2 separate regions of the Homo sapiens genome follow, and region 2 is linked to region 1. The links are chromatin loops, found by intact Hi-C in ENCODE. Cell type or tissue: heart right ventricle. All regions are shown on one strand. Each heading gives the region's core, and the rest is flanking DNA. Links, peaks and the distances in the headings are about the cores only. Region 1 has its middle 31 kb from the start of MIR4522. Region 2 overlaps WSB1 (WD repeat and SOCS box containing 1).

Region 1 (5,380 bases), core at 174-5,173:
CTTTGATTGGAATTACATTAAATTTATAAATTTATTTAAGGACAACATCATCTTGATAATATCCAGTCATCCCCTCAGGGAACATGCTTTACCTTGGCATACACTCTTTCTTTAATGTCCTTCATTAAAGGTTTGTGGTTTTCTATTTCTTTTTTTCTTTGACACAGTGTCTCGCTCTATCACTCAGGCTGGAGTGCAGCGGTGTGATCGTAGCTCACTGTGGCTTCGAACTTCTGGACTCAAGCCATCCTCCTCCCTCAGCCTCTCAAAGTGTTGGGATTACAGGTGTGAGCCACCACACCCAGCCTGGTTTTCTATTTCTATTTGCATTGTTATTATAAAATAATACATATTATTATAGTATATATGAGATATATACTGGCTTTTATATAATCTATTTTTTTAACTAACATGTAAAAGCTATTGATTTTTATAAAAATACTTATTTTATATACTTCTTTTATAACTGGTCTCTTGGGTTTTTAGGTAAATGTTCATGGGATTGTGCAAATGGCAATAAATTTGACACCTTTCCAAAAGTTTTATTTTACTTGTTTTTCTTGTTGTTATTCAATGACTGGAATTTTGAGACCAAGCTTAAGCAGCAGTGGGGATAGTTTCAGATTACTAGTGGGAATGTCCCAAGTATTAACCGTTAAGGAAGGTATTAGTTTGGGACATTAATCATATCAAAAAAGCAGCCTTCTAATTCTTAACATAAGAGTTTTTGTTTGTTTTAAAAATCAGCGATGGGCCGGGCGCAGTGGCTTACGCCTGCAATCCCAGCACTTTGGGAGACCAAGGCAGGTGGGCAGATCATTTGAGGTCAGGAGTTCGAGATCAGCCTGGCCAACATGGTGAAACCCCATCTCTACTAAAAATATAAAAATTAGCTGGGCCTGGTGGCACACACCTGTGATCTTAGCCATTCGGGAGGCTGAAGCATGAGAATCGCTTGAGCCCAGGAGGCGAAGGTTCCAGTGAGCCAAGATCATGCCACTCCAGTCCAACTTGGGTGACAGAGCAAGACTCTGTCTTAAAAAAAAAAAAAAAAACCAGCAATGTTGTCAGGGTAAATTTAAATATTGGCATCTTTCTATTGCTTTTGCCTGGAATCCCTTTAAGTCTACATATATAGGCTTTGTTTTTCAATTCGGAAGTTTCTTTGATTACATCCTCCATTATTAGGTCTGTTTCAATGTTCCTGTTTTAGCCTCAGCAACATCTTAAGTTCTTAATTTTTATCTTCCTTCTCTGTCTTCTATATTTATTGCCTTTTCTCATGTTATTTTGAAATTTATTCTTTTCTTCTGCATTTTAGGAGGACTTTTGGGCCTCCATATTGTGGATTCAGTTTTCCATCTTCTTGAATCTAGAGGCTTTACTGCCGCTCATGTATTTTCAAATTCCATTATATTGTTTTAGTCCATTTATATTACTTTCTTATCCAATTCCCCTTTTGAAAAAATTTTAGTGGCCTCTGCTTTTCATCTCAGTCTACTATTTGAGAACATCAATTTTGAGCTATTGTTTCACAGAGTCCATGTTTTCATTTTGTTAGGATCACAATAAAGTTTATCATCTAAAATTTATAGGTTGGTGCAAAAGCAATTGCAGTTTTTGCCATTAAAAGTAATGGCAGGGTATTAAAGTAACACTTCAGTCTTCTACCGTAATTCTGATGTCAGTTGGATTCAGACAACCCTGGGTCAACCTTCCATCCCATGGGAAGTCCAATGCCACACCCAAGATTTCTAGGGTTCCTTGTGCTCACTGCTTGCTCCATTTTCCTGTTCCTGCTCACTAGAGCTCATTTGTTTCTTTCATTTCATGCTTGCTTTCCTCTCTGCTCAGGGCCTACTTTCTTCCCAAGGTTCTTGAACTTCCATCCCTTTCTCTCCCCAGACTCTCCCAGATCACATCCTCTCTGGTCTGCGCCAGCTCCTCCCAATTCTGGTTCCTTTCATATCTCTGGATCTTTTTGCTCACCAAACCATCTTAGCCATGCCTAGAAGGCTTCATCTTCAAAGCTAGTCATGCTCTGCAAGATATGTTCTTAAACACATTTCCCCCCACCATGAGAAATGAAGTATTCTGCTCATAAAGTAACATTTTTTTCCTCCTCAGTATACTACCATTCACCTTATTCAATAGCTTGGTTTTCCTCTTGAGTGTTACGTTCTCTTCTCTTCATGATACAGAATACTTTCATAGTTCCATGTTGGTTTTACCACCATTTCACCTTTGAAAATGGAGAGATTTATCTAAACTTTCTAGGTGACCCTGAAACAGGGTAAAATGATTTTCTTGGGATTCCATCACCAGTCGCTGTTACAATGCTCTTCTCTGTTCTTAGTTTGAAGGCCTCTTTGATGCTTAGAATAAGGGAAGAAGGGATCCAGAGCTATGAGCTGAAGGGCAGATTCTGTGATTCTAGGTGTTCGGGGATGCACCAGGCTCAGCTTTCTGACTGGCCCTGCGATGACTGGCCTGGGGGCCTCAGCATCCAGGTGTATCCCAGCCTATTGTAGTGTCCACTGTCTCTAGAAGGAGTCCTATCCCTACTCCCACACCGTGATATTCTCCATGGGGTGGCCAGTTTAACCTTGGACCACGTGCACAACTGTTTTTAAAGGTAAAAAGGATTGCAAGTAGTGCGATTGACCCAAGGTCTATTTTACTGTTAACTCTTGCTCTTTCTAATTAGGGGATGTTACTAAGATCTGAGATCTCAATTATTCCAGGATGCTGTTTCTTGGGGAGAAGGGAGGTCAGGGTATACCTGGAGCTTTTTCTTCCATGCAGATTTCTTGCTGTAGTCCAGTAGAAAGTCCTCAATATTTTTGAAATGTAGATGATAACCTTTTCTAGTTGTAGCACTGATATTTATTTTACTTATATTGTATTCCTTTCAATCAGGAGCTGGGGGTGTGGGGTGGGACAGGATTAGATGTTGACATTCAAAGTCAGGCTGGACGCAGTGGCTCACACCTGTAATCCCAGAGCTTTGGGAGGCTGAGGCAGGTGGATCACTTGATGTCAGGAGTTTGAGACCAGCATGGCCAATATGGCAAAATCCCATCTCTACGAAAAGTACAAAATATTAGTCGGGCATAGTATCATGCACCTGTAAGTCCCAGCTACTTGGGAGGTTGAGCTGGGAGAATTACTTGAGCCAAGAGGTCAAGGCTGCAGTGAGCCATTGCACTCCAGCCTGGGCAATAGAGTGAGACCCTGTCTCAAAACAAAAACAAAGTCACCTATCCTATTCAAAAGTACCAATAGTTTCTTCCTTTTGTGTTTAGTTTATGGAAAAGTTCTTTCAGTTTAAATCAGGCATTCATAATATTTCAAGTCTGAAACATGTCTAGAGAAAGGGTCTACTCAAATACACCATCACAACCTGTTTGTGCAGGCACGGAGCTGGGTAGCACTGCCTCTATTTTTGTTAGAATGATCTTTGGATTTCCTTACTCCTGTTCTGTTAGGGAGAAAAACAGCTTAGAAATATCTGAACAATTCCCAAAAATAATACACGGCTGAAAATTCCTTTGGCTATAGTTTTCTCAGGAAGCAGATCAAGCCTTTCCATTTCCTAGCAGATCCCTCAACAGTCAAAAGGACAGGGAATGTTTGTAAGGGTATCTTGTGTGCTTCTGTTCTCACCAGCCCTCAGGTCCCCTGGAAACACCAGACTCTAATAAGCAAAATAATCTAAGGAGTAAAGAAATAGCAGGCACCTTTTAGATAGGATGCGCTGCAGCCAGAACATTGACGTGCGGTCAGCTGGGCACCAAGTTGCTGTTTTGAATTTGTGAAAGTTCCATCTGTTTGGTAACCAAAATCCAGGGAAGGAAAAAATTCTGCTCCAAGTAAACTCAAATTTAGTGGCATTGGTAGAAAGATGTGAATAAGATGAGCTTCCATTTGGTAAGCAACATCCTTCTATCAGACAGGCCCATGGGGGAGTGGCACATGTGGCTTTGGGTTAAGTCACAGAGGGGTTCCAGAAACTCTGCACTGCCACAGACAGACAGTCAGGAGTTCAAGACCAGCCTGGCCAACATGGTAAAACCTCATCTCTACTAAAAATACAACAATTATCTGGGTGTGGTGGTGGGTACCTGTAATCCCAGCTACCTGGGAGGCTGAGGGAGAAGAATCGCTTGAACCTTGGAGGCGGAGGTTGCGGTGAGCTGAGATCATGCCACTGCACTCCAGCCTGGGCGACAAGAGTGAAACTCCATCTCAAAACAAAACAAAATAAAAATTATCTGGGTGTGGTGGCACGTGCCTGTAATCCCAGCTGCTCAGGAGGCTGAGGCAAGAGAATCACTTGAACCTGGGAGACGGAAGTTGCAGTGAGCGGAGATCGCACACTGCACTTCAGCCTGGACAATGGAGCGAGACCCTGCCTCAAAACAAATAAAATAATAAAGAAGCTCTCTGAATATTTCCCTTTACGGTCCTCTTGAACACTCTTGCTTAACCTTTGTGTGCCTCAGTTCTTTGACTGGTCCTTCCCTGTTCTGACATTGTTATCTATAGCATGCATTTTCTTACTTCCTTATGTGAGTTTGCTAAGCTGAAGTTGGAATTTGTGAACTTTGGACATTTCTTCTCCATTTCTCTTGTTATTGCTCAGTTTGGAGAAGTGAGGGTATAGGATATGGGTTTGCGTGTGCATGTGTGTGTGTGTGTGTGTGTGTGTGTGTGTATCAGATAACAAAAGATCTAAGATACCTCTAGCAAAAAGGCCATCAAAAGAGAAGTGGGTTGCCCTTAGATTAGTGGCACAACTGGTCTAAATAGACCCAGTATAAAATCTCTGTGAGGTCTTTATGCTTTCTGCAACCTCTTGCATACACAAGCATACTTTGTTTTGCCATACTTCAGGACATTACCTTATTAATAATTAAACACCATTGTTTTTAATAATACCAACATATTATAAAATAACTGTATATAAAAATTTTAAATCTAGGCCGAGAGTGGTGACTCATGCCTGCAATCCCAGCACTTTGGGAGACCGAGGCAGGTGGATCACTTGAGGTCAGGAGTTTGAGACCAGCCTGGCCACCATGGCAAAACACCATCTCTACTAAATAAAAAAAAAATTAGCCAGGCGTGGTGGCGCACACTAGTAATCCCAGCTACTCCGGAGGCTGAGGCATGAGAATCGCTTGAACCCAGGAGGCAGAGGTTGCAGTGAGCTGAGATAGTGCCACTGCACTCCAGCCTGGATGACAGAGGGAGACTGTCTCAAATAAATAAATAATAATTTTAAATCTAACACTAAAATCAGAAACACAATAACTTAAATAAATTCTGTCCATACAAAATATTGTATGTGATCTTATAATCATCATCATGATTTATT
Region 2 (5,380 bases), core at 283-5,282, 53 kb after region 1:
TTTAGTTCTGACATGTATATATTGCTTCAGTAGAGCCACAATATGTATCTTTGCTGTAAAGTGCAAGGAAATTTTAAATTCTGGGACACTGAGTTAGATGGTAAATACTGACTTACGAAAGTTGAATTGGGTGAGGCGGGCAAATCACCTGAGGTCAGCAGTTTGAGACTAGCCTGGCAAACATGATGAAACCCTGTCTCTACTAAAAATACAAAAAAAAAAAAAATTAGCCAGGCGTGGTGGTGCACACCTGTAGTCCTAGCTACTTGGGAGGCTGAGGCAGGAGAATTGCTTGAACCCAGGAGGTGGAGGTTGCAGTAAGCCAAGATCACACCACTGCACTCCAACCTGGACAACAGAGCGAGACTCCATCTCAAAAAAAAAAAAAAATTGTGTTGCCTCATACGAAATGTATTTGGTTTTGTTGGAGAGTGTCAGACTGATCTGGAAGTGAAACACAGTTTATGTACAGGGAAAAGGATTTTATTATCCTTAGGAATGTCATCCAAGACGTAGAGCTTGAATGTGACGTTATTTAAAAACAACAACAAAGAAGGCAGAGCCAGGATATAACTAGAAAAAGGATGTCTTTTTTTTTTTTTTTACTCCCCCTCTAAACACTGCTGCTGCCTTAATTTTAGAAAGCAGCTTACTAGTTTACCCTTGTGGTATAAAGTATTATAAATTGTTGTGAATTTGAAGAATCCGTCTACTGTATTATTGCTAAATATTTTGTTTATACTAAGGGACAATTATTTTAAGACCATGGATTTAAAAAAAAAAAAAAAAACTCTGTTTCTGCAGGGGATGATATTGGTGAGTTGCCAAAGAAGCAATACAGCATATCTGCTTTTGCCTTCTGTTGTTTATCTTACCTGCAGATATTAAGAATGTATGCATTATGTAAAATGCTCAATTATATATTTTTGTTGAGTTTTTTAATTAAAGACTTGTAAAAAAAAAAAACAGTATATTGCAAATGTTTCTTAAATAGGTTAGGTGGAGTACTTTCTCTCTGTCTCCATTGTAAGGTTGATGGTACACCACAGGCAAATTAAGCAAAAAGGACAATGAAGAAAGAATGCAGGACTCAGGCGCTGCTCTAGAATTCATTCAGGGCTCCCCGAGTGCAGCAGCTCTTATGGTGGTTTTGTTTTTAGGAGAACTGTTGTAATAATGCATATTTTAAAAGCATAGGGAAGCTCTAGAACACAGGAAGGTGACTACTAAGCAAGAGAAAAGTATCTTTTAGTGGGGAACTACCAGCCTATAGTAAGTCTATCTGGTTAAAGTAGTTATTATGAAAATCTAGCAGTCTGGGTCCTTTGAGAAGGCATTAAAAAAGCAAAACTCTTATGAGCCATGTGTGATTTTGAAGACTCATTTCCACTGAGAAATTATTTGGAAGTTCCTATGGTTAGCTCTGTTAAGGAATGTAAAAATTTATAGGGGGTGTAGGGTTATCAATTTGAAAGCCAGTAGAAAATCTGCTCAAGTTACTTCTTGAGGATCATCTGTATTTTACAAAAAGAAGCACAAGAAGCATCTAATCTTTATACTTCTTGTGACTTTTTTTCCCCTGCATTTTACTTTGTAATATATCGGCTTTATAATTTTAAAATACACTGGCCGGGCGCAGTGGCCCACACCTATAATCCCAGCACTTTGGGAGGCCAAGGCAGGTGGGTCACTTAAGGCCGGGAGTTCATGACAAGCCTGACCAACATAGTGAAACCCCTGTCTCTACTAAAATTACAAAAATTAGCTGGGCATGGTGGTGGGTTCCTGTACTCCTAGCTACTTAGGAGGCTGAGGCAAGAGAATTGCTTGAACTGGAGAAATGGAGGTTGCAGTGAGCTGAGATCACGCAACTGCACTCCAGCCTGGGTGACAGAGTAAGACTCTAAATAAATAAGATACCATTACTTTTCATATCATTGCATTATTTTTGCTTTCCACACCAACATATCCAGTCAAGTAAAAACAGCTTTTTTTATTTTTTATTTTTTATTTTTTTTGAGACGGAGTCTCACACTGTCACCTGGGCTGGAGTGCAGTGGTGCGATCTTGGCTCACTGCAGCCTCCACCTCCTGGGTTCAAGCAATTCTCCTGCCTCAGCCTCCCAAGCAGCTGGGATTACAGGCGCTCCCCCACCACGCCCAGCTAATTTTTGTTGTATTTTTAGGACAGACGGCGTTTCACTGTTGGCCAGACTGGTCTCAAACTCCTGACCTCGTGATCCGCCCGCCTCGGCCTCCCAGAGTGCTGGGATTATAGGTGTGAGCCACCGAACCTGGCCCAAAACAGCATTTTTGGAAGCTACATTCTGTGAGATGTTCACCTGTTTGCCACCTCTTCTCGTGAAAACCATAGTGAGTGCCAGTGTGAAAGGAAGATTGCAGCGTATATGTCAAGTAGAAACATGTTTGAATTTTCCATTTGTCTGTGGGGAAGAAGGTAATAACAGTAATAACAGACTGAAGGACCAAAGGAAAATAGGGAAGACGTTGATTATGGACTTGGATCAGATTCTAGCTACATGATTTGAAAATGACACTGCCTCTCCTATTTTGCCACAAGCCTGTCATTTGGAGAACTGGCAGATCATTTATGTTCAGATTTAATTTTCTGTTTTAGAATCCCATGGAGTACATGTGAACATAGGAAAATCACACTCAGCAGCCAAGCTATCCTTTTGCGATAATGAAATCACTTTAAAACCTATAACTTGATCTTAGGTTGGCAAATCTTAAACTTAACGATCCTTGAAATTTCCTGCCTGCTGTGACTGTGATGCAGTTGGATTCAACTGGTTTACACTGCTCTTGGGTCGGCAAGACCAAAAAAGGTTGGACTGCACTGTAGCATGCTTATGGGTTGAGGCAGTGGCAGAGGCAGAGGACTTGGCCGTCAGCCAGCCAGCACAGGCGTAAGAAAATAGCATGAGAAGTTTCACGAGCCTGAAACCATTGAGACAGTGATTACAACCTCCATATTAATCAGATGAGGGTTTGTAGGTGACATAGCATTTTACCCAAGTAATTCTGAACAGACTGTGGCTTATGATAATACATTTTAACTAGCAAGTGTGTGGACTATAAAACAAATATCTAGAGTTATATATGGATGTACTATCATTTGGTGATAAAAGCATAGAAAAAGCATAAGTTGGAGTATACTGGGTTTTTTTGTTGTTGTTAAATTCTTTTCCATCAGAAGTAAGAGCTGTTGGCAGCAACTAATAAAATGCAACCTAGTGACATGCTCGTCATAACCTTGGCAGATGTTTATGGTAAGATGCTTGGAAGGAATGAACGTAAGTAGGCAATCTCAACCTGCCCTTTGATCCATAAAGCATTCTTTAGCCACCAGCAAAAATCTGGTCTGAGCCAGGTATAAAGTGACCTGTTTTATTACAGGTGGGTGGGGTAGCTTTGTGTGGTTGTTTTTTGACATTATGTATGCTTTTATTTTTTACTTTGAGGTAGGATCTCGCTCTGTCACCCAAGCTGGAGTGCAGTGGTGCAATCTCAGCTCACTGCATACTCTGCCTCCCCTGGTTCAAGTGGTTCTCGTGCATAAGCCACCTGAGTAGCTGGGATTACAGGCGTGAGCTGGGCCAATTTTTGTATTTTTAGTAGAGATAGGGTTTCATCATGTTGGCCAGGCTCGTCTTGAACTCCTGGCCTCAAGTGATCTGCCCATCTTGGCCTCCCAAAGTGCTGGGATTACGGGCATGAGCCACAGTGCCTGACCAGTCTAGGCTTATCTTAACAGTTGAGGAATCAGAAAATGATTGAATAGGGCTGGAATTGGAGAAGGAAAAAATGATTTAATTCAATTTTTATCAACTCCAGCACTATTTTCTCTATTAGAGACTACTGTCATTATCCTTCTGGTTTCTGTTTTAAAGATACTGATTAAGGAATTTTCTTTATAGTTCCACATAACAGTTGGTCTTCTGGTCTGAAAGTAGTATTACAGGTTTTGTTAGGAAAACCTATAATACAGTGTTGCCTGTCACCGTCATTATAGTGAGTTTGTGTTTGTTTGGTTTTAAATAAGGCTGAAGCATCAATGGCTCTTTCTGAAAAAATTGTTCTCCAAAAGTAAAGTGTGAGCTATAGAAATCATCTAGAACAGGGGTGTCCAATCTTTTGGCTTCCTTGGGCTACATTGGAAGAATTGTCTTGGGCCACACATAAAATACACTAACTGATGAGCTTAAAAAAGAATTACAAAAACAATCTCATAATGTTATTAAGAAGGTTTACGAATTTGTGTTGGGCCACGTTCAAAGCCATCCTGGGCCACATGTGGCCCGTGGGCTACACGTTGGACAAACTTGCTCGAGTATAGATCAGTAAGTAAGAGAAATGAAATGGCTACTCCACTGGGTCGTTTTATGCTTCCGAATTGTTGAATAATAATGAAATGTTCTTATAAAAAATAGATTAAGGATGATGGGCATTAGAGAGATACCTGAGAAAGATAATGATTAAAATAGATCCAAGAGGCCAGGTGCAGTGGCCCTCGCCTGTAATCCCAGCACTTTGGGAGGCCAAGGCAGGCAGATCACCTGAGGTCAGGAGTTCGAGACCAGCCGGCTAACATGGTGAAACCCCGTTTCTACTAAAAATACAAAAAATTAACCCAGCATGGTGGCATGCGTCTGTAATCCCAGCTACTCAGGAGGCTGAGGCAGGACAATCGCCTGAACCCGGGAGGCGGAGGTTGCGGTGAGCCAAGATTGCACCATTGTACTCCAGCCTGGGCAACAAGAGTGAAACTCCATCTCAAAAAAAAAAAGCCAAGAATGAGGCTGATATTAAACAGAAATATATATATATATGTATATATATATATTTTTTGACACGGAGACTCGCTCTGTTGCCCAGACTGGAATGCAGTGGTGCAGGCTCAGCGCACCACAACCTCCGCCTCCCGGGTTCAAGAGATTCTCCTGTCTCAGCCTCCTGAGTAGCAGGGATTACAGGCCGTGCCACCACACCTGGGTTATTTATTTATTTATTTTGAGACGGAGTCTCTCCCTGTCACCAGGCTGGAGTGCAGTGGCACATTCTCGGCTCACTGCAACCTCTGCCTCCTGGGTTCAAGCGATTCTCCTGCCTCAGCCTCCCAAGTAGCTGGGACTACAGGTGCCTGCCACCATGCCCAGCTAATTTTTGTATTTTTAGCAGAGGTGGGGTTTCACCATGGTGGCCAGGATGGTCTCGATCTCTTGACCTCGTGATCTGCCTGCGTCGGCCTCCCAAAGTGCTGGGATTACAGGCGTGAGCCACCACGCCCGGCTGTATTTTTTTTTTTTTTAGTAGAGACAGGGTTCTGCCATGTTGGCCAGGCTGGTCTGGAATTCCT

What was found. A loop is a pair of places that touch in the nucleus more often than their neighbours do. Peaks named below come from ENCODE experiments on the same cell type or tissue, not always from the same donor. Only the 100,000 strongest peaks of a DNase experiment are listed, where the experiment ranks them.
Region 2: it touches region 1 in a loop (4-fold over the local background); 2 of 110 quality-filtered maps call a loop at or near these places.

What each region holds. Positions count from the first base shown.
Region 1 is chr17:27,259,981-27,265,360 of GRCh38, forward strand. No RefSeq gene overlaps it. Among named protein-coding and RNA genes, the nearest start is that of MIR4522, 31 kb to the right of the region's middle. In heart right ventricle, for the core only: no CTCF peak of the experiment used is centred there; no DNase peak of the experiment used is centred there; H3K27ac peaks cover 2,476 bases.
Region 2 is chr17:27,312,666-27,318,045 of GRCh38, forward strand. WSB1 (WD repeat and SOCS box containing 1) reads left to right here. Exons shown (of 9, transcript NM_015626.10): 9 at 1-3,261. Among named protein-coding and RNA genes, the nearest start is that of LINC03146, 17 kb to the right of the region's middle. In heart right ventricle, for the core only: no CTCF peak of the experiment used is centred there; a DNase peak (open chromatin) is centred at 2,896; H3K27ac peaks cover 2,579 bases.